Linked DNA regions of Homo sapiens: all the other regions are linked to region 1. The links are chromatin loops, found by intact Hi-C in ENCODE. Cell type or tissue: CD4-positive, alpha-beta T cell. All regions are shown on one strand. Links, peaks and the distances in the headings refer to the core of each region. The heading gives the core; the rest is flanking DNA.

Region 1 (6,038 bases), core at 1,021-5,020:
TCTGTCTTCCCGCTTTCCCTCCGTGGTGCCAAGACAACCTGAATTACATTAAAGCCCAGGCGGCTCGATATTTAGGCTGCTTTCCTCCTCTCTCCCTTACCCCATTCCCATCAACACACATGCACACATACACCTGTGTGCACACACCCATGCACACACACAAATGGGATGTGAGCCAACAGAACACTGTGTGACCTTGAACCAGTCACATCTTTCTAAGCTTCCATTTCATCAGCTGTAAAATGAGGAGGGCAGACTCAGTTATCCCTTTCTTTTCTAATATTGTATGATTCTAATCTTCCCATCATTCTCAAATGATGGAATTAGAATTATAAAATGTCTGAAATGGAAGACATGCTGAAAACTAATCCACTAATGAAATAATATCCCCATATTTCAATTCTTCCTTATTTTTTGAGACAGCGTCTCACTCTGTCTCCCAGGCTGGAGTGCAGTGACACAATCTTGGCTCACTGAAGCCTCAACCTCCTGGGCTCAAATGCTCTTCCCATCTCAGCCTCCCAAGTACCTGGGACTACATGTGCTCACCACTACACTAGGCTAATTTTGTTCATTTTTTTTGTACAGAGAAGGTCTCACTTTGTTGCCCAGGCTGGTCTCGAACTTCTGGGCTCAAGTGATTCACCCACCTCGGCCTCCCAAAGGGCTGGGCCTACAGGTGTGAACTGCTGCACCCAGCCCACATATTTGAATTATTTTAGTGACACTTTCATCCTTTTTTTCACATCTCCACATTACTATCATTCACTTAACTGGTTTTTCTTTAAATTGACTTTTTTTTTTTTTTAGACAGAGTCTCGCTCTGCCGCCCAGGCTGGAGTGCAGTGGCATGATCTCAGCTCACTGCAAGCTCTGCCTCCTGGGTTCACGCCATTCTCCTGCCTCAGCCTCCCAAGTATCTGGGACTACAAGTGCTCGCCACCACGCCTGGCTAATTTTTTCTATTTTTAGTAGAGATGGGGTTTCACCGTGTTAGCCAGGATGGTCTCGATCTCCTGACCTCGTGATCTGCCCACCTCGGCCTCCCAAAGTGCTGGGTAAATTAACCTTTTTACTTAAATACATATATTTAAAAGGCATCCCTTATCACTATCACAAATAGAAAACCATAATCATTTGCTATACATGTAATCATAATTAAAGGAAAATAAAGCAATCTAAGAAAATTTTGGCTGGGCCCCACTGCCTGCCCAAGGACCCCAAGCTGCTGCTTGTCCCTCTCTGTGGAAATGGCAGCATAGTATATGTTTAAAGGCACTAAGGTCATGTTGGCATCAAAGGAGACTCTTTTTGCCCTAATCAGAATAGAAAAGAGCCACATTCTCTCCCAAGGGATGTCCATTTTATCTAATACAGAGGCTAGGTGCCACCCAAGATCTCTCTCAAGAACTTCACTTTGGATAAAATGGTCTCACCACTGTTCCTTAGGTTAACGTTGTAATTAGTTCATCTAATGCTCCAAATTGCCAATATCTGCATCTTCTTCACCATGACCTTCACCTGCTACCATTGCCAGGCAGCTCCTGTGAGAAAACAGATATGCTCAGAAACACACACACGCACAAGCACATGCTCCAAAACAATTTTTTAAACAACATAATGCTTCCCTGGCACTTCCCCAAGTCCACTGCTCTAGGAATCGCTGACCTCGGGCAGGTCTACGTCACTACTTTTTCTAAAGAAATCGCTGCCCATGTACAACAAAGAGCAACTTCCATTGAGCATTTGGGGAGCTCTTGAAGCGACTTCCTTTTTTCCTTCTCTCTCTTTATAGACGCGATGTGGAGTAGGGAGCAGGTGGTACACCCTTGTGGGAAAACAGGTACAGAGACTGTGGGGGGCAGACAGGGACAAAAGAGAGAGAGACACTGCCTTCTGCTTATTTTGTGTGGTATAGGAAGAAAATATTTAAACGTTTCTACTTTAGATACAGTCTGGCTTCCAATTCCAGTTCTATCATTTTCTAGCAACATAAATTTGGGCAAGTTGCTCAGCCCCTCTGAGCTTTAATCTCCTCCTTAGCAAAATGGCTCTGGTGACACACCCTTCCTTGCGTTGTGAGTGTGTAAGGCAGGTATGGTACCAGGCGCCGAGATAAACATTCATCTAACAGTCCCTTCCTCTTTTACCTTTTGTTTGTTTGTTTTTACTTTGGCACCATTTATGAAGGTCCAAAATAAATCCCTTTTTTATTTGTTTGGTTGTTTGTTTGTTTTGCCTTCTAAATCCTGAGTCTCATCTACAAAGTGGAAAAAAAAAAAAGGCTGTGAATTTCCATAATGTAAGTTTCGTTTTCTATGACTCGATTATGGCAAGTGATGTATAAAGGCTGAGTGGAGTGACAAGGAGGGGCACAGAGAAGAGGGAGGACAAACTTTACACCAGCAAATCCAACAATCGGCCCCTTTTGAAAAATCATTAGCAGCCTGCTGGAAGCTCCAAGTCTCCCAGATTTGGGATATGAGAGAGTAACAACATGAATCTAGAAAATGTGGTGCCTTTCGTGCATAGATTTGAATTAGAGAATTCTTGGTCAGTTTTGCATATGAAGTTGGGGAGAAGGCGTGGGCGGCGCAAAGAAAAACAGAGAAACACCTCCCCCTGCTGCCTGGATGGCGAATAGCAGCAAAGATGCAAAAAAAAAAAAAAAAATTCCATGGTCATATAAAAACCCTCAGCCTATTCCGAGGGTTTGCAAAGGATTCACTATGTGCAGGCAGCTGAATTTTATGGAATGCATTTTCCTATCCTAAGTTACCTTCAAAGGTCATAAAAAATGATCTTAGGACATTATTACAATGATGATGCTTTCCACTGGGCATGTTGTTATTTGTTTCTTGAACAGGAAATATATTAGCGTAACTTTTAAATTAAAATGATATAAAAGTTATAATTGAAAAGTCTTGTTTCTGACTGCCTTACGTATACCTAGCTACTTTTATTAGCTTTTCATATAAATATAAGTAAATGTGACTAATGTAGTCTTCTTTTTTTCCTTCTTACACAATAATTAGCTGTTTGACACTCTTCCGGATATTGTTTTTGTCACTTAACAACATAACTTGGTGATCCTCCCAGAGCCGAAAAGCTCTCCCAGATATGTTTCAGGGCAGCGTAACCTTCCTTGTTCTTCCTTCACTGAGCATGTTATATGTGGAAAGAACACATCCCCACTTGGGGAAACCAGATAAATTGTTTAAATTATTGCAAATGTGAATGATTTTAATGTAGAAATAACCTTTTTCATTCCACATTAATCACAAATACTGTTCACAACCCTTCGTAATAAACTTGTCTCCTGCTTATTTTTTTTTTTCTGGTATTCCTTGTGATTAGAATCTCTCGCCTTGGTATCCGCTGTGTTCAAGAGCAGAACAGAGCTTTGAACTTTACAGGCTAGTGCTCAGAATTAAAAGTGCTTAATGCCACCAAGATTTCTATTAAAAAACCCAGGGTAAAGGAAAAAGCCTTTTGCTTCAGCTGAAATGTTCTTGTAAAGGGCAAAATGGAAAATACAAACACCACTGCCGTTTGCTGGTTGGATACCACAGCCATCGGCACCTCCTGGAAATGGCAAGCCCATGAGTTCCTGATGGAAGCCAAGGTTAGTCTTATTGCATTTGAGAGAGTTAGAAAAGTGTCTTTCAGTGTGGACAGAGAGCCAGCAAGATTGTGAAGGTCAAAGAAAAATCCAATTATCCATAGCAAACACTGACCATACAATTAAATTACACCAGTCAGGAAAGCATCTGATCTTCTGCAACGGACTTCTTCCAGCAAATTTACCCTTGAATCAGTCTGGGCCATTCATTGGCAGCCAGCTGATCAGTTTCCTTCTGCTGCCCTGCATCCTGCAACATGTCTGTAGCAGATGTATCACTGCCCACCTACATCCCCTTGGCCCACCCCAGAGGTCACCTGCAGCTGCAGTGGTCAACTCCCAAGCACGCAGACATCTCAGCATCAAGAACCTGCTTCTCTCTGCCCAAGGGCTTTTTCTGGCCATAGAAGTATCCCCTGCACAGTCCAGATATGCAGGCTGGACAGAAGTTCCAGGGAGCTACCATTCCCAAGAGCAAGCCTCAAGCAATGCCTGGGAGATAAACACCCAGCTCCCTTGCTTGCCCCTTGCCTTGCTGGGGCAATGCCAAAGTGTGTGGTGCCCATACTCTCAGAGGGACACCAGTGCGACTGAGCCCCAGGTGGGACCTACTCATTAACATGCTGTTTATTGGCTTTTCTCTCTTCCCTACTGTCTCATCATTTTTCTGGGATTGACTCCTGTGAGAGCCTTGATCCAGTCAAGAGACAGAAACTACACAGTAAGTTCAACAGGACAAGTGTAACACAGAGTCATTAACTACAATGAAGAGTATAGATATAAGGAAACTCTACAAAGCAACCTAGAGCTACGAGGGAGAACTTAGGAAAAGACGAACTTGAGAAGGATTCAGACCTCTTGGGAAACGGTGAGGTTCAGCCCACGAGACAGCAGAGAAGTTAGCTGCTTTGGCTAGGCTGGAGCCGGCCTGGAATTGCTGGGAACCTCCAGGTGCAGCCAGCCTCCGTTGTGCACGCAGGGGGCGCCAATCAGCAACTGATGGTGAGGGATGGAGCCCGGGAGCTGGCGGGGGCTGCAGGAGGCTGCAGAAGGAGCGGAGCGGCTACTCAACGCCTGACCCTGCCAGCTAAGTGCAGCTGCACACAGGCCGAGCAGAAGCTTGCAAAGGGAGGCTGAGTCCCGGACCCAAGTGTAGCAAGCAGGGAAAGGGAGGGTAGGGCACCGGTAAGGGCAGGAGCCCTTCGGAGGCTCACTCTGTGCTGGGGAGCTCTGCTTTCCATGTCAAGAAGCCTGCACAAAAATTATCACCAAGCCGGGGCTGCAAAGTCACAGAAGGACCAGTTCCACCCGCTGTCCTCGTCCACCCACACTACTGAGCCGCGGTCCCCGCACAACCGGCGGAAACCCTCCTCCAGCTGCGGTGTCCTCCGGCGCCCTCTACTGAGGAAGCCTAGCATCGCGCGCACTTAAAGGAGACGGGCTCAAAGGCACGCCTTCGTTAGTCCCAGAGCATAAATTAATAAAGGGTCCATTCAGAGCTGAGAGGCACAAAAAAAAATTTTTTAAAAAGATAAATACACCTCCAAAGTCCCACTTGCACTCAAACCCTTGTCTCAGGATCTGCTTTTGAAAGAACCCAAATCACGACAATGTCAGACAGAGATGTGATTTTTGTTGACAAAAAGAGTCAGACTCTAAAATATTTAAAGAGATTTATTCTGAGCCAAATATGAGTCACTAATGGCCCATGACATAACCTTCAGGAGATCCTGAGAACATGACCCCAAGGTGATTGGGGCGTCACCTAGATGTATACATTTTAGGGAGACGTGAGACTTCAATTAAATACATTTAAGACATACATTGTTTCAGTCCAGAAAAGGGAAAGTGGGGAGGTCTGCTTCCAGTTGTAGGTAGATTTAAAATTTGTCTGATTTGTCAATTGGTTGAAAGAGTTACTATCTCTAGAAAGAAATGTCTCGGTTACAATAAGAAGTTGTGGAAACCAAGGTTTTATCACGCAGATGAAGCCTCCAGGTAGCAGGCTTCAGAGAGAATAGAATGTAAATGTTTCTTATCAGACTTAAGGTCTGTGTTGATGTTAAATGCTGGCCACGTTTCCTGAATTCCTAAAGAGAGTAGGGTATAACGAGACATGTCTGACACCCCTTCCCGTCATGGCCTGAACCAGTTTTTCAGGTTAACTTTGGAGTGCCCTGGCCAAGAAGGGGTCCATTCAGATGCTTGGAGGGGCTCTAGAATTTTATTTTTTGTTAATATTTTAATCTTGGCTCTGTATGACCTCAAGAAAGGGTTTTATCAGCTTAGAGTCTCCACTTTCTCATCTGCAAGATGGAGGTGATAATAAACAGTCCACCTCACAGGGACTATTCTTGAGAGAATGAAACAAAATAGACCACCTGCTATGCACTTGGTACAAAATAAGTGCTCAAAA
Region 2 (6,038 bases), core at 1,259-5,258, 1.6 Mb before region 1:
CCCTGGAGATGGATTTTATGAGGGGAACTTAGCAATTAGGAAAGAATGGCTAGGTTTCTGCCCTGTAGAGTGGGCCAGAAATGTCACATCCAAACCCTGAGATACAAAACACTTCCCCTGATTATCCAACAACCAAGTGCATTTTAGTAATTTGGTTCTCTTCAACCCATCAGTGGCTGCCCAGGGAATGTGAAATGAGGGAAATATCAAGTTGTTTCTTAGTTGTTTTTGGTCATTTCCCTAACAGACATTATCAAAAATATAACAGGAGAAAAGCCAAGGCAAGAAGGACTTCATTTTGTCTTCAGTGATTTTTTGCTCAGTGATGACTGTGTTTTCTTCTGCACTATGCGATGAGCTGGCTGATGTGGCTACAGCTGGGATAATCAGCTGCAACATGGAAAACCCAAAACCACAGCATCTGGGGAGCTTTCCAAAGGCTAATTGGAATTGTTTACCGTGGGCTTTCTTCTTAAATGATTCATTACTCTACAAAACCAGTATGACTAAATTAAATTGTAAATGTGTCCATCATAAAAGGCTAGGAAATACCTCTTTTATTTGCTTCCCATTTCAGCATTACAGTGGAGTTGGAAAAGTGCTTCGCTGTTATCAGCAGCAATATTTGCTGTGAGTTTTTCATAGACCATGGGTGCCTGACCTGTCTATAGAAAAATAAATTTCATTTTACCAAAGTCTTGAGATCATCTAGAGCAGAAGTGGTTGGGAAATAGGCAGATGGGTATAAGCATGGATTTTGCCTCTTTCAGTTACTGTGACTTTGGGAAGGTTGTGGAAACCTCCCCAGGTTCTATTTCCTCTTTTGTAAACTACAGACGACAGTATCCAATCAAGGGTTACTGAGGGGTTTAAGTGGGAGAATAAATAATGAGCACCTGGCACTTAGTAGCTGTTCAGTAAATCCTGTCTTTCTCCCAGAGATTGGCAGCAAAGAGCCTGGGATCCCTGTATTATCCTCCTCCCTCATGAACTCTAGAAGACAGTGAGAGAGAGAGAGAGAGAGAGAGTGAGCGAGCGTGTGTACGGGAGGAAGTGATCATCTAGTGGGAGAGTCACTGCAGATTAGTCAGAGACCTTAAAGATGGGAATATTTCAATCTCCTCGCTTCCAGTCAGAGGTCAAATTCAAGGTTGCAGGAAGGGAGATGACATGTCAGAAGCCCGCTAGCCAGCAGGAGATGGAGCCAGGACTCAGACCTGCTCCTTTGCCATAGTTTAGGCCATGAAAGTTTTCTCCCGAATGATAATAGGCATTATTTATTGAGCACATACTAGGTGCCAGACATTTACAACAACCTTGTGAGAAAGGCTTTATAACTTGCATTTCATTGATGAGGACACTGAGGCTCAGAGAGGCAAAGTTACCTGGCAGAGTCATATAGTCACCCAGGGTATGTTGTGAAGCACCCCCTGGTATACCAGACTTCAAAGCCTTTGTTCATCACACTGTTTGACACTGCTGGAAAGAGGCTCTGAGATTTACCAGCATGCTTCAGTTTCAGAGGTCAGAACATGTGCAGATGAACTAACGGCAGAGGATTCGTAAGCCGAGCCTTTTCTGTTCATTTGTTCCGTACCACATGTAAAAGTTCAATCAGCAAAATCACCTCCGGCCAGCAAAAGAACCACTTCCTGCCCATCTTTTTAGATTGTGTTCTCCTGATGATTTTCAAGGGGGCTCAGAGCCCAGATTAATTCAACAGAATAACAGAGCAAACCAGCTTCATTCCCACAAACATCACGTCCAAGTTGCTATGAGGTGACTTCAGTTCATTATCCGGTTGAGCCTGGAATGGGCAAGCTTCAGGGTGTCCCCACACCCACGGCAGACCCAGGCTCTTGGTGCCCAGATGGAAGGGTGGAAACAGAAGGTCCAGCCCATCTGTCTAATGGTTGTCCCTTGGCCAGCTAGTGGGATCTCCTCAAGAGCTTTGTGTGGCAGCTGCCTCAGCCTGGAAAGAGCTTGGCAAATTAGAAAGGAAAACAAACCCAAAGAGGAAACGCTGCTTGCAGCCCAGGCAGCTTTTGCATTATCACTTTCTCCTCTTTTGTGCTGAGTTTCAGATCTGTGACTTTCAAACAAAAGGGTTTTCTGGCCCAAACCTCCAGCTCGTTGTGAAAAAACCATGCACAAAAGTGGATTCAGCTGGCACAGCCCGTGTGACCTTGTGCCCGTGACTCCACAGCTCCTCTGTTTTCAGTGGGGAAGGAGAGCACAGTAATGAAACACAGGGTGGCTTTGCCATTTCCCAGCGATATGGCCTTGGACAAACATCTTGCCTTCTTTTGACTTCAATATCCATGTCTACAGTAGAAAACAGTAACAGCACTCACTTCAAAGGCTGTCAGGGAATTAAATGAGCTCACAAGTATGGAATCCTTAGAACAATCCTGAGTTCCTGCTGCATGCCCTGTGGGTTCAATGTACACTGTTATTATATTTTCTCATCAGTAAAACGAGAATAGTAATAGCACTTGCGTAGGATTGTTGTGAGGTTCAAATGACCACATGTTTCTGAAGAACTTAGTACACAGTGGGTGCTAGGAACTAAATACCAGATCTCATGCAGAGAGGCTGAGCAGAGATGCCTTTAAGAGGGTTGATTTGGAGACCTTGAATGCAGACAGCCAAGTCTGGTCTCTGCCAATTACCAAATAAGAATTAGACAGATCAGGTCATTAACTTATGCAGTTGATAGTTCCAGGAGGTGATATTTGAGGAAAATGAAAAAGTCAGGCAGGCAGCAGGGTGTGTGGTGAAAACACAGTGGGCTGGGGTCAGAAGTCCTGGCTTGGAATCCTGACGCGACCGTCTGGATGTAGGTAGCCTTGGGCAAATCTCTTCTTCACTTTGGCTTCAATTTCTTCTTCTGTAAAAGGAGAATTTGGTGATGTCCCAAATTCCTTCTAATGCTAATACCAGATAATTTAATGTTATTTTCGGGCATCACTCCCATTCACTGCTAGTGGGAATGATAAAACAATAAATTTATTCAAGTGAATAATTTAGCGTAATCTAGTTCATATGAAGATATGCACGTCCACCTCCATTATGGTGTGTCTCAATAATTTTATACCTGTTCATTCAAAAAATATTTATTGAACCCTAATTATGTCCCAGGTGCTGTTCTAGTAGCTAGGGATACTCCAGTGAACAAAACAGATAAAAATCCCAGCTGTCAAGGAGTTTATGTTCCAACAAGGTAGACAAATCACTCACAAGAAAAAAATTTAAAAAATAAGTGCTTAAGGGAAACTGAAAAAGTAGGGAAGGTTGTGGTTTTGGATGGGGTGTGTCTGTTTCCCCACTGGATGGGAGCATGGCCTCATCCAGGGCGGTACCTGGCACGCAGTAGTTTCTGATTAAAGGTTAGGTGAACAAATGCCCAAATGAGCAGACCCTGAGTCCTGAAAAGACTGATTTGATGCACATGTGTGTAGTCTGCGTATTTTTATCTGAAATGAATTAGCACCAGCAGTTTCCAGAGCAGAGCTGAAATGATTACATTACCATTATTTTAAATCTGAGAAGCACTAGGGAATGAGAACCACATCCTCCTCCCAAACCAGGCCAAACAGAGGAGGCCACAGAGCGGCCTTATTTGCACATTGCTGCCCCCTGGTGCTGGTATAAAAATATGGCCACATTTGCTTACCTCTAGGGTAAAATGAATTAGGCTGGTGCAAAAGTAATTGCGGGCTTGGCCATTGAAAGTAATGACAAAAACTGCAAATACTTTTACACCAACCTAATATCAGTGAGCACACAGCACCATCACTGAAGTATTGGGATTAAATTGTCAGTGTGGTGATGACCACGTTTGTCAAATCCAAAAGTCTGTACAGTATGGCCTTAAGGGGGCAGTGGCTAGAATATTAAGGACTATTTCAGATAAGTCAGTGCAATGATTTTATTTTCACGATGACACATGATGTCTGCTCAGATATCACTTTTTGGGAGTTTATAACTATCCAAATGGATCAGAGCTCATAGAAACCTAAGCTATTTCCTAGTCATAGGACTCCGGGAATGTTTCTTAAGGAGTTCATGTGTAGACTTCAGGGACCATCTGACCTTCTGTTTGAGAACAATGTTCCCCAAATGTGTAAGGAAGTGTTAGATCTAAATAACTGAGGAGTGCTGGGCCAGTTGCCCAAGGTGAGTCCTCCACGAAATGAGACACTTGTGTTCACTTAGCACAGTGGTTCCAGTTTGAATTCTATTTCGTTTATACACACATTCCCCATTTTACCTCATATCAAGGTGGCTGGTAATCAGGTAGTTTCCTAACCACCCTAAGTCCTTGTTTTCTCATCTAAAAACAGGAGAAAAATAATACTTACTAAATAAGGTTTAATCAAAAAGAAAATAGTCATGTGAAAGAAAGTAATAAAATATCAGGCACCCATTAGATGCTTAATAAATGCTTTTAAAAGCAAGCTTGGGAAACACTGACATTGATGGAAACTTACAAAGCATTTCAAGATTCGTCAGTGACAGGAAGACTTCTCTGATGAATTATTCCTGGCACTAAGGTCATTGTAAGATAATGAACACTATCAAACAGTGAAAAATCCTAATAAACTTTGTTTTATTCCAGGTGTGTTTCTATCAGAGTACTTTGAAAACCATTACATTGAAAATGTTGCTATCTTTTGTGTTTGAAGATAACACTATTTGCCCAATTTCTTTTTTTCTTTGGTTCTGATTGAAAATAGTATTATATTATAAAAACTAATGTTTCCTACATTGGGCACCCACAAAAACTGCCTTGGGGCCTGCATCTTAGGGTTCTGCTATGGGATAAATGTTTGTATCTTCCTAAAATTCATGTGTTGAAACCTAACCACCAATGTGATGGTAGTAGGAGGTAGAAATACCGTAAGGTGAGAATGTTTAGTGTCTTATAAAACAGACCGCAGAGAACTGCGCTGCCTCTTCCGCCATGTGTGGACAGAGCAAGAAGGCACCACCTATGAACCAGAAAACAGTCCCCCACCAGAGAGTGGATCTGCAGTGCCCTGATCTTAGACTTCCTCCAGAATTGTGAGCAATAAATTTCTGCTGTTTATTAGCTATCTAGTTTTTGGTATATTTTATGGAAGCCCAAGTGAACTAAGATGGGTTTCTATTTGTAGAATCAACTGCTTTTCCTCTTAAAAAAATTGTAGGTTTTTTTTTATTACTACAAAAGTGATATGTGATTATTGTAAAAAAAAAAATTGAAACATTACAGAAACACATGGTCTGTAAAGGAAACATTTTCCGTAATCCCAACTTTCTTTTAAAGGTTTGGCATATGATTGTGTTCATTTTGTTTCATGAATACACCAACTTATATGCGAGTGCTTTAACAAGAATGGGATCATACTAACATGTTCTTCTGCAATTTGAGTTTTTTTAACGTTCGGCATCCTGGATAAGTTCCACATCTTTCTGCCACTTCTCTCTCTCTCTCTCTCTCTCTCCCTCTGTCTTCTTTTTCTCTCTGTAATTGATGTATAGTGTTCCATGGTGAGGTGTACCTATTGTAACTCTGCAGTTTCCTTTCTAGGTAGTCTGCTGCCTTTATTCAGCAGAAGATCAAAGATCCCACCCATGCATGGTATCTCAAGGACTGGAGGGGGAAAAAAAGACAGCAAGTGGGAGTGCCCTCATTTGAGACTATATTTGAGTGAGCATTAAGTAGTGAGTAGCTGAACCTGTAGAGGCTGAAGGGCCTAGAGGCATTGTGGACAAGGCTCCTTGGCAGCTGAAAGATGAGCGGTGTGCTATGAATCCCACCTTACCTATAAGAATGGTACACTTTAATTGGAGGGTTCTTATGGTTTCTATTTTAAGCTTCATTCATATATCATTTATTCAGTCAACAAACATTTTTGAGTGTCTACTCTGAGGCAACCAGGAATGCAGAAATAAATTTTCTTAATAGATACAAACTGATAAGTATCCACAGAGCAATTGCATTCTATGGGACACAATTCATTTGCATTGATCTGGTCACAAATATTTGCATG
Region 3 (6,038 bases), core at 1,223-5,222, 1.8 Mb before region 1:
ATTTGGCAAAGTTTGGGGATATTTTTGGTTGTCACAACTTGGTGGGGGGAAGGGAGTGCTACTGGCATCTCATGGGTAGAAGCCAGGAATACTGCTAAACATCCTACATTGCATAGAACTGTCCCCGCACTGCCATTCCAACATAAAAAAATTATCTGTCCACGTATGTCAAGGATGCTGAGGTTGAGAAACCCTGTTTTTTCCAATATGATTTACACCCATATGATCTGCTACTGCTTCCAGAATTTAGCAGGTTTTAAGACCTCAATCCCAGGTTACATTTAAACCAGGAATGGACCCTCCTGGAGCCCAACATCCTCTGAGTTCTAGTTTGAACCATAGTCACCAATCCACAGCCCACAAACTCCCTTTCCTCATGTTGCATTCCCCTCCATAGAGGCAAGTATCCTTTTTGGCTGATCAATCTCAGTTTTAACCAACCAAGTTTATCACTGAGTTTTTAATGCTATTGAAATTCAGCAGAAAAGAAATTAGTATCAAAATTTCTTTTTCCTCTAGGAGGTTTCTTGGCTCCCTTTGCAGATTTATTCAATGTATGTCAAAGAGCACAAGGGGCATTTTGAAAATTGGGGAGCATCAGTCATGCCACAGAAAATGATGTTATATTCCCATTTTCCAGGGCAGTGGGTGTCCACTTGCCTTACATTTGCATAATCAAGATGAGTTGCTCACAGGACTCTCCATTTGAAACAAGATCTTACCCAAGGAGACTTACTGAGCTTACTAGAGAGAGGATTAGCTGATAATACCCTCCTGATTAAAAAGTAGGTTTTGCTTTCCTACACAGCCTGATCCATCTTTCATTTTTTCATGCCCTGTGATGCCACAAATTGTACTGTATTTCCTTCCAATGCAGCAATTGCTAAAGATACTTGGGAAAAAGGCAGTTTGCTAGACTCAATATAAGAATGACCTCTCTGCTATTCCAGCTCAAGAATTTTCAACTCTTTGCTGTTTGTAGCCACAGCTCCTGGTACAGACAACTTTGCTTTACCCTCTGATGCAGAAGCTTGGGGACCTGTAGGGGTTTGGGTGCTTATATTGGTACAGAGCATAGATTGGTAAAAAAAAAAAAAAAAAAAAAAAAAGTACCCAGGAGCATCTATACTTGTTTCCTGAATTCTGCTAAATTGAGAAGCTATGTTTCCAACATCCTTAGATGGACTAGGGTATAAATAGAATTTTCATGGACTTGCCTCTGATCTCAGTCACTGTTGATGTTTTTGGAAATGCATGGCAGATTCCAAAGAACTGACTAGCAAACAGATTTCTAGAGTAAAATCCATCCATAAATTGGTAGCTGCTTGTGTTCTCACTATTTGAGAGATGGAATTTGGAGCAGAGGACAAAGGGTTGCCTGCTACTATGCATCATTCTGCTCTCTGGGGCTTGGACTCTGAGGGGCTTTGCCATACTAGAGGATTTTCCTGTCAGGGAAATATGGACACTGCCATGTACTGTCCAACTAGGGCCAAACAGAAAAACAGTAGCACTGCAAGGACCCAGCCAACTTCATGACGGTGGACTAGATTTTGTGGATCACAAGTGCCATCATATCTAGTTGCCAGCTTTTAGTAATTCTCTGTGTTATAATTTTCGCCTCTTATCTCTGACACATCTGTAAAATCTTATAATTGTTCCCTTAGAGACTCATCTATGCTGTGGGGGAATTACAGAAAGAATTTATATCCATGCTCGAGATGAGAGGGTAAAGTAAAGAAGAGTAATTTCAGTAGCAAGAATGATGGTATCAGTGGAGATTGCTAAAATTCTCAAAAGGCAAGTAAATTTTAGGAACAATGATTGGGGATCAGTGTTGAGCGTAAGTTTGCCCCTTCCTATATGGAGATTTTCTCTCCTCACTGCCAGCCTGGGTTATTTTTCCAAGGGATCCTGAGAATCACTCACGCTTTCTCCATGATACTAATGTATGCTTGAGACCTTCAAGACTCCCTCCTAATTCAAGTCTCTGCTAACACCAGAAAAGGATCCATCATCATTAACAAGCCTGCCTTCTTTCTTTATCCTTCTAGTGCTTACCACTAGCATAGCTGTTGACACATCATTTTGTCTTTCCTGCTGGGTTTCCATTGCTCAGGGAAGCTCCTGGTGCATAGCAGACACTCAGTAAATATGTTGAGTGATTGAAGGAACAAACCAACACACAAAGCAAAGCCTTCACTGAGTCCTTATATAAGGAGAAGAACTTATGACTGAGAATCTAAAAAACATATGACTGAGATCTAAAAAACACAAACTGATGACTGAGAGTCTAAAAAACACAACCTACTTTCGAATCAGCTGTGTGGATTCAAAGAGCCAGAAATGCTGCATCTGTTAAATTTGGAAAGTCGTCACTAGTAGGAGGGGGTTCCATGGGCCAGTGAAGAGGTCTTTTAGGAGTAGTAGCATTTAGTGTGAAACTGAACTGCTGGCCTCAAATCTTAAATCTGCCATTTGCTAGTTGGGTAGCAAGACAGGTAGCTTTTGGTTTTAGTTGGTGTTTAATTTCAAATTAAAATTTATCTTTCCATCAATTTATTCATCCATCTGACATTTATTTAGTGCCTGCCACATGGCAGATGTGGTGCAAAGTACTAGAGATTCAAAGATGATTAAGAAAAAATCCTCACCCTCTAGCTGTTTACCATCCAGTGAGGTTGAAACCTCTTGATATGGTTTGGTTGTGTCCCCACCCAAATTTAATCTTGAATTGTAGCTCCTATAATTCTCATGTGTTGTGGGAGGGACCCAGTGGGAGATAATTGAATTATGGGAGTGGTTTCCCCCATACTGTTCTTGTGGTAGTGAATAAGTCTCACGAGATCTGATGGTTTTATAAGGGGAGACCCCCTTCACTTGGATCTCATTCTCTCTTTTGTCTACTGCCATGTAAGATGTGCCTTTTGCCTTCTGCCATGATTGTTAGGCCTCCCCAGTCAGGTAGAACTGTGAGTCCATTAAACCTTTTTTTCTTTATAAATTACCTAGTCTTGGGTATGTCTTTATCAGCAGCGTGAAAACGGACCTCTAGTCACACTTATCCCATCAAGCTTTGCAGGAAACCACAGAGGGATTATCTGATAACGAAATGTCATTTTTACTCTAATTGTTTATGAATTACAGTGTATATGACTAAGTAGCTTTAATAAATGTATACTAGGCAATGGGAGGAGATCCACATGGAAGACAGAAGACCTTGACTCTAGTCCCATCTTAGCGACCACTGACAAGGCCCTCATCGTTTATGGATCTCTGTTTCCTCTTCTGGAATATGAGGTGGGCAGAGAAAGTTGATTTCTAAAGTTTCTCCTAGCCCGCACTTGGATTTTACATAATCTCTGGAAATGGTCTCTAATAGAGTAGTTATTGTTGCTGGCCACTAGAGGTCAGTACCTTAAAAAGTAAACTGGATTCTCCTGCCATCAAAGTATGCCTTGAAGCAAAAGCAAAATTACTGTTTTCTTATCTTGGTTAGGAAGAAACATTCCCAAAGAAACAGTTTTCTCCTTGACATATTAGAGCTTGTAAGATGACATTTCCAAACTCTGGCTGAGCATTCACTGCAGAGTTCACTAACAATCTTAGTGTGAGAGATGAAGGAGCAGAAGGTCTGGCCCTAGCTAGTGAAGAACGTATGGTTTCTGCACAGACCTGAATGCATTGATAGCTGTGTAACAGGAGGAAAGAGGAACTGAAAATGACTCTTCTGTAGAGCAAGCCCCTCACTGTATCCAGTGGTGCACTTGCCCCTATCTGGTCACTGAGAATTAAAAGGTAAATATGTTTTTAGATCAGCTCTTTTCTCATAGATGTGGTAGGGAAGGCACAATTTTTGTTCCTTTCCCTGAGTTCCTGCTGCTCTGAAAGATAGGAACTTCCACTCTCTTAATAATTAGTGGCTTACCTCTCCATGGCTCCTTCTGGTGGAGGGAGGAGGAGGGATTTCTCTGATTGGTGAGATGGCAAGAGTCTGGTACCCCCTGGGCTCTGTGTTGGGAGTGGGCTGTGTGTAAAAAGTCACTTGCACATGTGGCCTCTCTTGGGTTCTATGAGCTTGATTTGAGGGGAGGGAGACCTCTGTTCTCTTTGAGGCTGAATGGAAAAGTTTCTGTTGTGGGATGCTAATCAGGTCTAGACCTGGAGGCAACTACTGGGAAGTTTGTTTCAACCTCATATCCAAGTTGCTCTCTCTGATTTGGTGCTACCAGTAGGAAGACAAGTATTTTGGTACATATGTGGCTTCTGTGTGCATTTCTCAATTGGCTTGGCACCCTCAGGGGTGAGGAGTGGGATTAAATGGAAGCCCTTCTCAAATCCTATCAGTGGAGGTGGATTAATATAGTCCCCTCACAATTCTAATGACTGCAGGCTTGCTTGTGATGTTGTTGGTGTAGGGTTTAGGTAAGAGTGGGGCTCAGGGTTGTCCTTGGGGATACAGGACCAGGGAAAGGAGACAGATACAGCCCTCAACAACTTATGCAGCTGAAACCAAACTGAAATGAATATAAGGGGCAAATAGTAGAAAAAAATCATTAAAATTCAACTTGAGGAGTGTGTAGGAGAGAGATGTTTTGTTCTGCTTTGCCTAAGTCATGGTAGTTGTGCAAAAAGTGTTGGTCTTAAAACTCAGGCTTCTTTTGGTACAAGGTGGTTCTGTGTCCCCCAGCTGCTCCCCTTTACCCTCTCCCATCCCGTTACCTCTTTATTCACAAGAGAAGAAAAACAAATAGAAAAGATCTCCAACAATTGTCCAAATAATTCATTCATTTATATAGACATTTCTTCATTCATTCATTCATTCATTCATTCATTCATCCTACCAATATTTACTGAGCTTTGATTATGCACCAGGCAGTTTCAGGTACAGGGAACTAAGCAGACAATACCCCCTTCTCTTGTGGGGCCAACATTTATTTGAGGGTTGACCAAGTACGGTGGCAGATGAAGTCATTGCCTCTTCCATATCCCTTGCATTAACCAATTCAGGGTGCTTTGATAGATTTTTAACTGTCTTATCTCCATCTCTGTGCCTGAAGCCTTTTTTCAGAACCCTGCAAAGTCACTTTACCTGAGCACCAAAGGCACTCTCAAAGTGCTGGAAAAATATTGATCCTGAGAGCGGTCCTCAGCCAATGACTCTTGGGAGTTGGTCTTTAAACACTCCGGCTTCCTCCCTTTTTGGGTGAGCTGATTCGGTGTGTGTTATCCTGTTCTCCTGGGCAGCTCCTTGGGATGAGCTTCAATCAACCACAATGGCAGTTAGCTTACAGACACAGTTATTGTTGCTCTGTTGCTTCCTCACTACCCTATTGGTGTTTCCTGCAACTCCCAAATAACCACTTATACTCAAGTCCTTGTCTCAGAGTCTGCTTTTGGGGGAAATCTGCTAAAATTGTCATTTTTTACATATATTACCACATTTTGTTCTTGCAAAGACCCTGTGAAATTATGAACTGAACATCGCAGTGCCTACCTGATGACACACTTTTGGAAAAAAAACAAAACAAAACTGCCTACATCTCGTGCTGATGGGCTTTGAGCAGGCAACTGTGCTTTATACCAGTATTCACAGTCCTAGCTGATGGGACCGAAGGAGGGTGTGGATCAGCTGCAGCCAATCCCCAGGCTGGCTCTTTGATAAACAGGGGCCTGCCAAACATGAGATCCTCACTCTGGGGATTTGAACTGAGACATGAAGAAAGAGTCAGCAGGGATTGAGCAATTGGAGCTAAAGCAAAGAACATGTCATGAACTAGAGCTGGGCTGGGAGATGCCAGCAGAGATTGAAATGATGAGAAATCAGAATCCATGCTGTAGAAAAGGCAGATAACAGGGTGAGGAAACCTGTGAGTGGTATGAGAAGCCCATGGATGCAAAAGAAGCAGAGACGTGAAGCAGAGTGGAGTCAAGTTCTTCACTGAGGGCCAGTGTCAGGATCTACCCTGGCCTCCACCAAGGCCCTGGAGGGCTGTTGGAGCCACTCAGCTGGAAGTAATGGCCTATAAGGCCTGGTC
Region 4 (6,038 bases), core at 1,105-5,104, 1.7 Mb before region 1:
CACTTACTTAATACCTATATACCCAGCATGCTGTGGGAAAGTTGGACTTATAGTTATATAAGACATAGGTAAGGAGGTGATAGTCAAATTAAGCTAACAGTTAAAATGAAGTGTTTTATGAAATTAGCTACATATCACAGGAGCTAATGTTTGAGGGCTTACTATGTGTTCAAACATTGGGCTAAGTCTTTAAATGGGTCATCACATTTATTCCATGCAAAAACACTACGTACATGATTATTATTATCCCCATTCTAACTGGAGGAAATCAAGGCTTAGAGATACGAAGAACCTGGCCAAGTCACAGATCATCGATTGAAATGGGTCCTGTAGTCAGTATGACTTGGGGTGCATGTTCTTAACTACTATCTGCGGAGCCTACAGAGATATTCAGAGCTGCTGGAAGTGTTACAGTAGGTGGCTCATCAGGCATTGGCAGAACAGGAGAGGGCTTCCTCCCCAACACACCCACCCACTAGGAATGTCAGGTGACCATCAGCTGATGGTCAGAAAGTTAACTGTCTCTCTAAAATAATAATTGGTTGCAGTCGGCACCAGGGAAGGGCAGTTTCCCAATAGATAGAAAACACCTGAAACTGGTGATCAGCAGGTTCCTGATAAGATCTCAGGAGTTGGGAGAGTGGTCTCAAGCATGTGCATTAAGAGGCAAAATGGCAGCATTTAACTGGTACATGACCTTCCTCTAGGAATGCTAGACTGGTGGGGGAAGAACACCTCAGGTGAGCATGCATACAACTCCAGTAAACACACTGCGCATGCTCACCTCCCAACCACTAACAGGCCACTGTGCATACGGACAGCCCATCCCAAGGGAAGAATCAGGGGAGAGGCAATGCGAGATCCCAGAAGCACACCAGCTTATAAAGCCCCAAGTCAAAAGGTGGAGTCATGCACTTGATTTCTCACGTTGCCTGCTTGGCCTTCTTCCAAGTATACTTTACTTCCTTTCATTCCTGCTCTAATGCTTTTTAATAAACTTTCACTCCTGCTGTAAAACTTGCCTCAGTCTCTCCTTCTGCTTTATGCCCCTCAGTTGAATTCTTTCTTCTGAGCAGGCAAGAATTGAGGTTGCTGCAGACCCTACAGATTTGCCACAGGTAACAGAAGCAGACTGCTGCCTCAGGGGAATGTTCACAAAAGGCACTTCTGTGAAAGGGATGCCTGAGCTCAGCTTTGAGATTTGAGTAGGGCTTGTCTACTCAGACAGAGGAGTCCTGAGCCTAGACCCAGGTAGTCCCAGAAGAGATATGCTGAAGTGTTCACTGTGGAACAGAAAGTCTGTGAAGGTAGATATTGGAGGACAAGGCTTGTACAGTAGCTGGGAATCCAGTCAAGATGCTTAGCTGTAAATAAAGGGACTTGGACATCAATGGGGCAGGGAGGGGGGGTGGTCAATAATGGATATTAAGCATGAGTCTGATATAATTAGCTTTGCCTTTAGTGTTTGGAAAATGGTTTCTAGCTATGATTCATTAGATCTCTTGGTAACCCCAGGTGCTTTTAAAATTTCCAGTTGGGTGTGGAAGAATAAAATTGCTGTCATCGCTATGGCCTATAAGCTCCTTTTGACCTAGGGCCATATTTCAGTCATGATTACATTGCTGGAGCCAAACACAGCAACTGACGCATGACTGGCACTGAAGAAATTGTTGGCTGAGTGAATGAAAAAAATGAATGAAAAACTAGATTAATGGTAGTAAAGTTGGGAAAAGAAGCAAGAAAGACTGAAATTGTGGCTGCGTTCCTTTGTGGGTCTGGTTTAGGAAGGACTCTACAGGAGGAGGGGAGGTGAGAGTGGTGGGCCTTAATTCCACTGGGTGCTCTTGCAGGTTCAAAATCAGTTGGGATGATTTGGGGATTCTTGGAAGTAGAACTGTGTAGTCGCCAGCATCTGCTGAGAGATTTTAATTTGATTTGTTAATGAATCTCCCTGGGTGGGGCTTTGGTAGGTGGTCTGTTGGGGATCCTATGACTAATTTAGGATCTACAGTGGAGCTGAGTGCATAGAATGTTGCTCTTTTTTATTTCTCAGAAAGCACATTCATAAGTGAAGCCTTAAGAACTCTTGGGAATGCTCACAGCCTAGAGAGAGTTGTGGTCTTCTTGTCTTTGAGACTTTAAGTCCCTTGAAGATAAGGGCCATGACTTACTATCTTCAAGCCCAGTGTGACACGGAGCTGTAAGCTCAGGCCTGTAACCACTATCCAGGTGCCTCTAGAGATAGCCAGAGGTGCAGAGGCACACTCCTGCCTCAGATTTTATGCTCACAAAGCATATTTTAGAGGAAGAGTTGTCTGAGCTCACTCCTGAATTTGAGTAGGGGATGACCACTCAGACAGAGGAGCCCTGAGCTTAGGCCCAGGAGGTTGCAGAGCAGGCGAGTAGCTATAGAGTCCACTGTGGGAGAACAGTCTCCGAGAGGTCTTAGGGGATCAGAAACTGCTGTTGCCCTGCTCCAGGGCTCTCAATCCACCTCTGAGCTCACTTGAAGCTGCAGTGGGAAGTTTCCATCTGATATGGTTTGGCTGTGTCCCCACCCAAATCTCATCTTGGATTGTACTCCCATAATTCCCATGTGTTGTGGGAGGGACCCGGTGGAATCACGGGGGCGGTTTCCCTCATATCGTTCTCATGGTAGTGAACAAGTCTTACAAGATCTGGTGGTTTATCAGGGTTTTCTGCTTTTGCATCTTCCTCATTCTCCTTTGCCTGCTGCCATCCATGTAAGACGGGACTTGCTCCTCCTTGCCTTCTGCCATGATTGTGAAGCTTCCCCAGGCACGTAGAACTGTATTAAACCTTTCTCTTTTGTAAATTGCCCAGTCTCAGGTATGTGTTTATTAGCAGCGTGAAAACAGACTAATATGCCATCACACTGACAGCCACCCCCTGAGTTGCCTGTGTCCCTTTCTCTGGAACTACAGGAAAGTTTATTCAGTGTGTGGGCTGCCAAGAAGGGCTGGTGATGGAAAGCCACCCAGGAAACCCTCAGTCAGTGAAGACACAGCCTCTCCTCTGCTGATGGGACAATTCTGAGGGGTGTTCTGAGGAACTCTCAGGGTCCTCAGAGGGACTGAGCATCAGTTGCCCACAGTGCCAACCACTCAATAACACACCTTTTTTTTAGCTTTATTATCCTTTTTCTGTCCCTACTCCCTGCTTTATGCATATAAATAATGTGCCCCCTAAGTCTTTGTCTTAGGGTTTTTGGAAACTAAAATATGATATGCTGCTTGGTGCTCAATAAATAATTGCTGAATACATGAGATCTGCTCAGCTGCCCCCAGATCATGATTAACACTGGAAGCGCTGAGAAAAGATAGTGCACAATTGTACTACTTCGCCTGACCTCCAGATGGAGCTCTCCTGCTCTGCTAGATACATTTTATGGTCCTCTGTGTCAGTGCTGTCTGCCCCCTGCCCCTCCCATTTGAAGGCACAGCCAGAGCCTCTCAATCTCAATCATCTCCAACCTGATGGAGGTTGGCTCAGGCCCACCTTGGTGGGAATTTGGAGCAGTGAGGCCCAGGATGCGGTACAAGTGGCTGAATCTTCACATTCGGGTGCTGTCAGGCTGCAGCCCTCATCCATTGCTGGTGCCCTGGTCAAGTTGGAATGACATCCTCCCTGAGGTCCTTGTGAAGGTCTCAGCCACATCCACTTACTTGTTTGGAAGCTTTACTTGGAATTTTGCAGCTTTGCTCTGACCTGAAACTCCCACTGCTTAGAGCCCTCTTCATTGCCCCCCACTTACTAAAACTGATTTCTTTGGAGATTAGCATCTGCCCAGGTTCAAGCCCAGATTTCAGAGAAATTAGACTTTAAAGTTAAAACAGTGTCTTTGGAGTCAAAAAGACTGAGGTTTAACGTCTACTTCCACCACTGACTGGCCAGATGACCATAGGGGCAGGATACTTACCCCTCCCAGCTTCATTTTTCTCATCCGTAAAATGGTGATACTAATATGTGTTTCAAAGGGTTTGATTGTTAGAGACAATATATCTAAGGTGCCCTGTATTTTCTCAGCACAGAGTAGGTCTTACAATTTTCTGCTGTTTTTTCGGTGTCATTTGAACAATGGACCCTCCCTCGGCCCTGCCTTTCTCTATTTTCTCACTATCCCCCAGCTCCCAGCCCATCATGCCTCCTGGTAGAGAATGTCTGAGTTACGAGTCTGAGTATACTGGCCTCTTTTAACTGGGTTGTGGTTGTAACAGCTTTGTTTTCTTAGAGTCTGTGTCTATTTGGCATCCATTCATCACAGGGCCAGTTGTATTAACTATCTTTTCTTGTTTTCTGTGTTCCTGATGCTCTGGCATTTGACTGGGGAGAGACTGCACCTCCCAGGCATAGCCAGTTCTTACAGAAAGCAAGGGGGCTTGCCCAAGAGCACTCTTTTTTTAAATGCAAAAACACCAATCCAGAGTCCACGCCCCCCACCATCTCTTTTATGGAATTCTTACACATGGAGCCAATATTCCCTCTTCCCTAAATCACCCCAGGGCCAGGCACCAGACAACTAGGGACAGTCCCTATGCTCCAAAGCCATCAGACTTATTCCAAGTAGCCAGTCCTAAGCTGTTTATCCTGCCCTGTCTTGCTTTTCCCATGGAAAACACAGTGAAGGCTCTGGCCCAGGCTCTCTCTTCTCTCCCTTCTGCCCCCTGACCAGCCAGGCTCTTTCCCATGTGGCCCTGTGTGGCATGGTGTGCCCCCTCCTCTTGGGAAATATAAGTTATAAAACTTCTCTTTCAATGGCATTAGTCTGTTTGTGTTGTCACTGAATCACCTCCATAAATTAAAATCCCACAGGTACATTTTAAGACAGTCCTACTCAAGTTCTTTTGGGAAACAGTTGAGGTGTTCAAATTGTCTTTAATAATGAGAATCCCCTTGGGTGCCGATATCTATCCTAAGGCACTTGGGGATGCCTTAGGTAAAAAAGTACCAGGGCCAGGCCTTATGGTTCAAGACCTTCTGATACCCACCATCATCTCTCCTGTGATCCCCAAAATGTGAAGAGTAGAGAGTCTAGTTCCATCGGAATCCAACACATGTTTGTAATTTTTGAAAATTATAAAAAATATGTTTGTCGTAAAACCAAAAATGATATAGAATTACACAAAGTAAAATGTGGGAGTCCCCACACACAGATCCCTTCCTTTGAACCCAATTCCTCAAGGATTCCCACTGTTCAAACTTTTGTGTGTGCATTCTTCCACCTTTTTGAGACTCTGCACAAACATGTACACATATGAGGATGAATTTGTTTTTGAAATGGAATCCAAACATACCTATTTTCTGCAACATGCTCTTTTCACTAAACAATATGTGGTGAATACCTTTCTCTGCCTAGCATTCTGCAGTATGAGCTGATTGTAAGTTATCTGGGCATTCCCCTACTGGGCACATTTTGGTTGTCTTGGATTTAGCCACTGTTTCTTGAGAGCTCACTCTCCATGTAGAAGGCTGGCAAAGCCTATACAATCTGCCCTTGGGTTTCACCCCAACTTCAGCTCCTCTTATCATCCCTTGCACCTCTGCCCCAACCACATTTACCTTACGTACTTTCCTCAAGTGTTCCAAACATGCTCCCACTTCAGGGCCTTTGCATGGGACTTTCCTTCAGCCTGGAATGTTTACACTTTAGACCTTCACAGGCTCATTCTCTCACTCATCTCCTTCAGGGTTCTGCTCAAACTTCATGTATCTGTGAGCCTTTCCCTTCCCTGCTATATGAAATAGAGCCCTCCTGCCTTGGCCCTACACACCCCCTCTGCCCTTACTTCCCCCTTAATGCAGTCACTATACGATGTAGGAAATGGTTACTGGTTTCTTATCTGTCTATCCTCATTAGAAAGGAAGGCTTGTGTGGGAACAGAGTTTCTGTCTGGTTCACTGCTGTGTCTCTTGTATCCAGAAAGGGCCCAGCACATAGTAGGCCTCAACAAACATGTGAATGAGTGAGTAGCCCTGTCTTGGTGCTAGTGCTCTCATGGCGTCTAGTTGTCACAACT
Region 5 (6,038 bases), core at 773-4,772, 600 kb before region 1:
CAGAAGCCAAACCTGGAAGTATTTTACATCACTTCTGTGTATCTTACATTCACCAGAACCCAGACACATGGTGCACACCACACTATAAGAGGTCCTGGAATATGTTGGTTTGCTGAGGGTTCAAGTTTGGTGAACACATTGCCTTGTCTCCGAAGAGGTCAGAAAACAAGTATAGCCCCAAAACAAGTTATCCATTTATTTTAAAAATAGTCTCTTTGTTTTTAAATGGCTACCCATTTTACATTTCCCCAGACTCTTCTACTTAAATGCTACCTTTCTCATCCTTATCAAATACACTTGTCTCTTACTTCATTAAGAATAACAACTCCCCTCTCCTCCACACCCTGACAAGTTTTCCACTGTTCTTTTCAGCCTTGTATCCTCCTGTTCAGAGGAACAGTTTTCTTTTTCTTATCTAACGCCAAATCCTCTATGTGAACCTTGAGCTCCTTTTCTTCTTCCAGACCTTGAAATATCACTTATTGTCTTTTTTCCTATATCTTTACTGCTATGTATGTTTATCTCTTTAGCCCACAAACTCATTAAAATCTCTTTCATCCTAAAAATGCATCCTTAACATTCAGACTGGACTCCTCCCATAGGTGCAGTTCAGTCCCTATAGGACCCTGTAGAGTAACCTATCATTGTATACTCTTGGAAGAATAATCTGCAGTGACTTCTAATTTATTTCTAAATGTTTGTCTTTACAACACATCAAAATTTAACTATATATTTTTCATGTGACTGTTATTGTTCATATCTTCCACTAAACTTCAAACTCCACAGGGGCCTAACTATATCTGTTTTGTTAACTCTCATTCCTAATGCTAAACCCAGGGCCTGACACATGGTAATTACTTAATAAATAAATATTTGGTGATTGTATAAATAAATCCACTGCAGTTGATGCAAACTAAGATGGTCAATGACATTGCTATTAAATCTGATAGATATCTTTCCGTCTTTACTTTCCTGGATTGTTCTGCTGCATTTCACACCACCGATGAGCCATCTACTTTAATGCCTTGATGTCCTTAACCCATCACAACTCTTAGTTTCTTTATTTTTCCTACCTCTGTGATGGCTTCTTCTCAATCGACTCAATTGTCTGCTTCATCTTCCACTGTGCACCACTCAAGTGGAAGCACTACCTGGAGTTTTTTTGTCAGGCTGCTGAACCTCTCAGTAAACAAATTGCTAAGAGTGATGTTATGTACTTTAAAGACTGATATTGCCACCCATAGGCTGATGCCTCTTTAAATATACATTCATATCGGACTTTTAACATTAGTTACAAAAATTTTGACCAGACTGCCTACTCACATTATGTTCTTATTGGTGTCTTATTGAGGCTTCAAATTCATTAATCAAAATCTGAATTAATTATACTCCCCCAAGATTTTTCATCGTCTTTTAATCTGTATTCCAGAGCCATTATACATGCAGGTATCAAACTAAAAACCAAAGATCCATGCCTCCTTTCCCTTACCATTCTCCATCCTGTCAATCACTAAATGTGCTCTGCCACTGCACTTTCAAATATTTCTTGGCTCCTTTCTCCCTCTCCATACTAACCAGTTTCCTCACTCATAATCTCCACCATGGATTACAGAAAGCCTCCTACCAATTTCTTTGCCACCAGACCTTTCCAACCCATTCTATTCTCCACAGTGCAGTCAAATGTATCTTTTTAGAAACAACAGTCAGATCATTTCATACTCTGATGCAAACCCCTCCAAAGACTCCCCACTGTGTATAAAAACCTAACATTTTAAGATAACTTGAAGCTTCCATAAATTTATCCCTTTCTACCCTTATTCTTTGTCTTTTTGCATCTCTAACTTCATGATTAGTGATACCAGTTTTCTGCACAAACCCTTGCTTTTTTTTTTTGCTTCGGTAATTTTGCTTAAGTTAAAGCAACTCTTGCTAATGGCTTCTCATATTTGAAGTCTTATCTCAGGCTTCACGTCTTCCAGAAAGTCTCTGTACTTCAGTCCAAGCTAGGTTAGGTACCATTCCTCTGTGTTCATATAAAGCTCTGTAGATATTTGTGACACTAAATTGGATGGAGCAGAAGCCTGTGGCAAAGCATGTTGGACATGAGGTGTGGCTGGGAAATAACTTCATGTGGTGTTAAATCATTGAGATTTGGGGGTTAATTGGTTACTGCAGCATAGCCGAGCAAACTCTGAATAAACCATGGTCAGCATACTACAAATGAAGAAAAGTTATGTCCCCCACTCTGTTCATGCAGACAAAGCACAATTCTTTTATTCTTTCCAGCTCTAATATTCACTGGAACTATCTTATGAGAAAATGTTCAAAGAGAGCCAATTTGACTCTAGAAGGAAATGAAGAAATTATGGGAAACTGCTTTGCCTAAGCACAGCAAACATTTGTAGAATAAATGAGTTTGCAGTTTATAATCTGTTTTCCAGTCTAGCAAAGCCAGTGCGGTTCCATCTGAGCTGAGAAACTACTGGAGCTTGAATTATCCATAAAGGCCCTGCCTGTTTGTCATGCAGTCTAGCCCACAGAGAACAGAATTTTCACATTGAAATGCAATGAGGTCAAATTGGAGACCCAGCAAATGCTGCTGCACTTTGGTGGCTAGCACATCATGTGACTTTCCATGTTCAGACCACTTCAGTGCCCCTTGGGGAATAGCATCAAGAAAATGGGCCTTGCAGTGCCTATTCAGGACTCACCAGATATTCACAGAATGGCTTTGTCTCTCACAGTTCCACCACAGACATAGTCAAGGGAGGAAAAGGCAGTGGGATGCTGAAGCTTAGTTTGTGCAATGTCACTTCTAAATAAAGAGACTGACAAATGTGTCCTGAGAAAAACAGGCTGCATATGCCACATCACATCAAATGTTTAATCCTTTGACAGATGAGAGGGATCTATAACAGGCTCTATTCCATTGTGAACACTTTGATTATTGCTATATTTTATCTCTTAATTAGTACATATTAGTTGCTTTGGGGCATTCTGGAATCTAAACTATTTTCTATGCTTAGTGAATTCACCAATTCACCACCATATGGTCCAGGTGAAAGGCAGAGTCTGCCTTTCTTTTAGAAGCCAAAAGACCAGATACACACTTTTCTAGCCCCACTTGCATTTTGGAAGTTGGCACATGTCCTGGTCTCAGCAAATTAAATGCACACATCATTTAATTGAAAAGAAAGAATACACAGAAATGGGGCTCCAGAGAACACATTCTGGCCGACAGTGGCAATGGTGGCAGCAATGTCCATATACCAGGGCAGCAGTACCCAAGGTGACCACAGGAGGGGTGTAAGCTGGAATATCTAGCATTCATGAGTAACAATAGCAATGCCTGCCAAACTCATATTGGGCACAATTTTAGCTGAGGTCCTGGTGGCCGAGCCTTCCTTGCCGTGGCTCATTTTCTGCAACCGGTTCTCCAACCTTCCTGGTGGTGATTCTGTAGTTCTCTAAAAGCCCTTTAATAAAGTCCTTTCCTTCTTATGTTGGTCAAAGAAAGTTTCTGTTGTTGCTATGTTACAATTCTTGGCTGATAAACTCTCTCATGTTCATGGCAAGACAGGAACATTACTAAAATAATTATTATTAAAATGATTGTTAATGAAATCTGTTCATAAAACAGACAAAGAGAAATGGTCTCAGTGTTCAAAATCAATGTACCTTGTAACCTGCTAACATTTTACTTTTTCTTGCTTTAATTTGTCATATTAGATCAGAGGTTTTCAATCAGGGGCAATTTTGTTCCCTAGGAGACATTTGACTAAGTCTGCAAGCATGTTTGATTGTCACAATTGGTGGCAGAGATGCTAATGTCATCTAGTGGGTAGAAATCAGAGATGCTGTTAAGCATCCTACATTGCACAGGACAGCCCCCATCACAATGAATTATCTGGCTCAAAATGTCAATAATGCTGACATGAGGAACTCTGTCTTATTTCAGGTTGAACAGACCTTAGGACCAACTAATCCCTTGGATTCTTCATATTCTTAGCAGTTTCTAAAACTAGTAGAGAACACATCAAAATTACTTTCCATGTTTTATGAAGGCTTCTTATTTTAAAGTGTTTCTCCACCCAACAAATAGTTATTGTCAGCTTTATGCCAGGTATCATGCTAGGATAGACTGGTTAAACCTAACAAAAAAACAAGCAAACATGGTGCTGTCTTTCAAGAGGTTTCACACAAATGGGGAAAAGATACAACAAATAAATAAATTAACAAATATATCCATAGATATAAAAGATAACATACGTAAAGATAACAAACAGAAAAAATGCTCAATTAAGTTATACAAATTAGCAAGGGAAAATCAACTTGGATAATATGGACCCAAGGACTTCTCTGAGGAGGTGGCACTTAAACTAAAGCTGGAAGAAGAACAATATAAGAAAACAATCTGAATAAAGCTTAGTAATGGAAAGTGCTTGATGACTACAGAATTTAACAGAAGCTTGTGTTGTTTTGGAACAGTAAGTGAAAGGAGAGTAGCAGCACATAAAATGAGAGGTATCAAAAGAGACTCTAACACAAAGAGACTCTAGGCTGTGAAGAAGAGATAGTGAATTTTTATTTCTTTACAGATTGTTTTGTTTACTCCCTGTCTAGGCCATTCTTGCGTTGCTATAAATACCTGAGACTGGGCAATTTATAAAGAAAAGAGGTTTAATTGGCTCACAGTTCTGAAGATTTTACAGGAAGCATGGTGTTGGCATCTGTTCATCTTCTAGTGAGGCCTCAGGAAGCTTACAATCATGGTGGAAGACGAAGGGGGAGCTGGTATGTCACATGGCAAAAGCAGAAAAAAGCAAGAGAGAGAGGGGTGACTCAGGAGGTGCCACATACCATTAAACGATCGTATCTCCTGTGAACTCAGAGCAAGAGTTCGCTTATCACCAATGGGGTGGTGCAGGCCATTCATGAAGGATCCATAATTAAAACACCTCCCACAAGGCCCCACCTCCAGTATTGGGGATTACAATTCAATATGAGATCTGGGTGGGAAAAAGACACCCAAACTATATCACTCACCCTAAAGATTCTTGGACTATCTAAATATGGGGTTGCTTTATACTTGTCCAGACTGATAGGAAAAAAAATTGGGTTATTTTACTATGATTAGATGTTCACATTGACAATTTTGTGTCTGATTAGTAAAAATGAAGAACGAATTGTGCGCTACTGGGTGTCATTATTTAATAAATTAAAATAATAAAAAGTATATAATCTGTGAGGGAGAAGTTTGAAATCATCTAATTAAGCCCAACTACTGCAGTTATCGCAAGATGAAACAGAAATACACACAGCAGATATAACTTGTCTAAGGTCACACAACTTAGAGAACCAACGTTTAAGATCAGAATCTCTATGTGTCTAACTTGACAGTCTTTCCACCAAACCACCAGGCTTAGATGTAATGCATTTGGAGTCCAAGGAGAACTTAAGCTGGTTAAAGGAGAGAATCTGGTTTTCTCCTTTTGGGTAAAGATTTTCCTTGGATTCTGAATGCATTTGAATTTGTTACATTTCCCCTCATTGTCCAGCACAGATCAAATATACTTCAAAAATTACCCTTTCCTTCTGCATCATGAATAATTATTGCCATCAGATTCGAGGCCTGGCTTTACCTTTTCTATATACTTGATCCAAATGACTGCCTGGAGGTTTTTGGGTAAATGAACTATGCAGTAGGTAATCATTAGTTTCCATTCTATCACCCATGCATAGAAGCCTATGCTAGTGTTCAAGATGCTTTTGCTTTAGCTGACAAAAAATTGTTCCCACCTTGTTGTCTATGACCTGAATTTGTAACTACTGTTAATTAATATCATGTGTTTTGCCATACTTGATGAACACAAAATAAATAAGAGTTCCAAGGAGACCAATACAGCCAAAAACCTTCTAAATACCCATTCCCTGCTGGTGACAAGCAGTCCCACACATGAACATCTCCTGGGCTACCCTGGTCAAATTCTGCAAAGAGACAGTTTACATTTAGAGGACAGCCTCTGATTGACGTGAGA

What was found. Peaks named below come from ENCODE experiments on the same cell type or tissue, not always from the same donor. Only the 100,000 strongest peaks of a DNase experiment are listed, where the experiment ranks them.
Region 2: it touches region 1 in a loop (3-fold over the local background); 6 of 110 quality-filtered maps call a loop at or near these places.
Region 3: it touches region 1 in a loop (17-fold over the local background); 21 of 110 quality-filtered maps call a loop at or near these places.
Region 4: a loop joins it to region 1, with 6 times the contacts of the local background. A loop is called at or near these places in 7 of 110 quality-filtered maps.
Region 5: a loop joins it to region 1, with 6 times the contacts of the local background. A loop is called at or near these places in 22 of 110 quality-filtered maps.

The regions. Positions count from the first base shown.
Region 1 is chr4:13,653,253-13,659,290 of GRCh38, reverse strand. It overlaps LINC01182 (long intergenic non-protein coding RNA 1182), which reads right to left and starts at 4,112. Exons shown (of 4, transcript NR_121681.1): 1 at 3,940-4,112; 2 at 1,437-1,544. RefSeq lists an enhancer at 4,538-4,587. In CD4-positive, alpha-beta T cell, for the core only: CTCF peaks have their summits at 2,449, 2,651 (motif pointing left) and 4,984 (motif pointing left); DNase peaks (open chromatin) are centred at 2,610, 4,610 and 4,990; H3K4me3 peaks cover 1,287 bases.
Region 2 is chr4:15,229,308-15,235,345 of GRCh38, reverse strand. All of the region lies in intron 2 of C1QTNF7-AS1 (C1QTNF7 antisense RNA 1), which reads left to right. Among named protein-coding and RNA genes, the nearest start is that of C1QTNF7-AS1, 200 kb to the left of the region's middle. In CD4-positive, alpha-beta T cell, for the core only: CTCF peaks have their summits at 3,453 and 3,656 (motif pointing left); a DNase peak (open chromatin) is centred at 3,635; H3K4me3 peaks cover 808 bases; H3K27ac peaks cover 589 bases.
Region 3 is chr4:15,455,128-15,461,165 of GRCh38, reverse strand. No RefSeq gene overlaps it. Among named protein-coding and RNA genes, the nearest start is that of CC2D2A, 12 kb to the left of the region's middle. In CD4-positive, alpha-beta T cell, for the core only: CTCF peaks have their summits at 3,193 and 3,393 (motif pointing right); a DNase peak (open chromatin) is centred at 3,415.
Region 4 is chr4:15,393,739-15,399,776 of GRCh38, reverse strand. The region is part of intron 1 of C1QTNF7-AS1 (C1QTNF7 antisense RNA 1); the gene reads left to right. It also overlaps a transcript of C1QTNF7 not described here. Among named protein-coding and RNA genes, the nearest start is that of C1QTNF7-AS1, 31 kb to the left of the region's middle. In CD4-positive, alpha-beta T cell, for the core only: CTCF peaks have their summits at 3,167 and 3,370 (motif pointing right); a DNase peak (open chromatin) is centred at 3,396.
Region 5 is chr4:14,251,705-14,257,742 of GRCh38, reverse strand. No RefSeq gene overlaps it. Among named protein-coding and RNA genes, the nearest start is that of LINC01085, 140 kb to the right of the region's middle. In CD4-positive, alpha-beta T cell, for the core only: no CTCF peak of the experiment used is centred there; no DNase peak of the experiment used is centred there.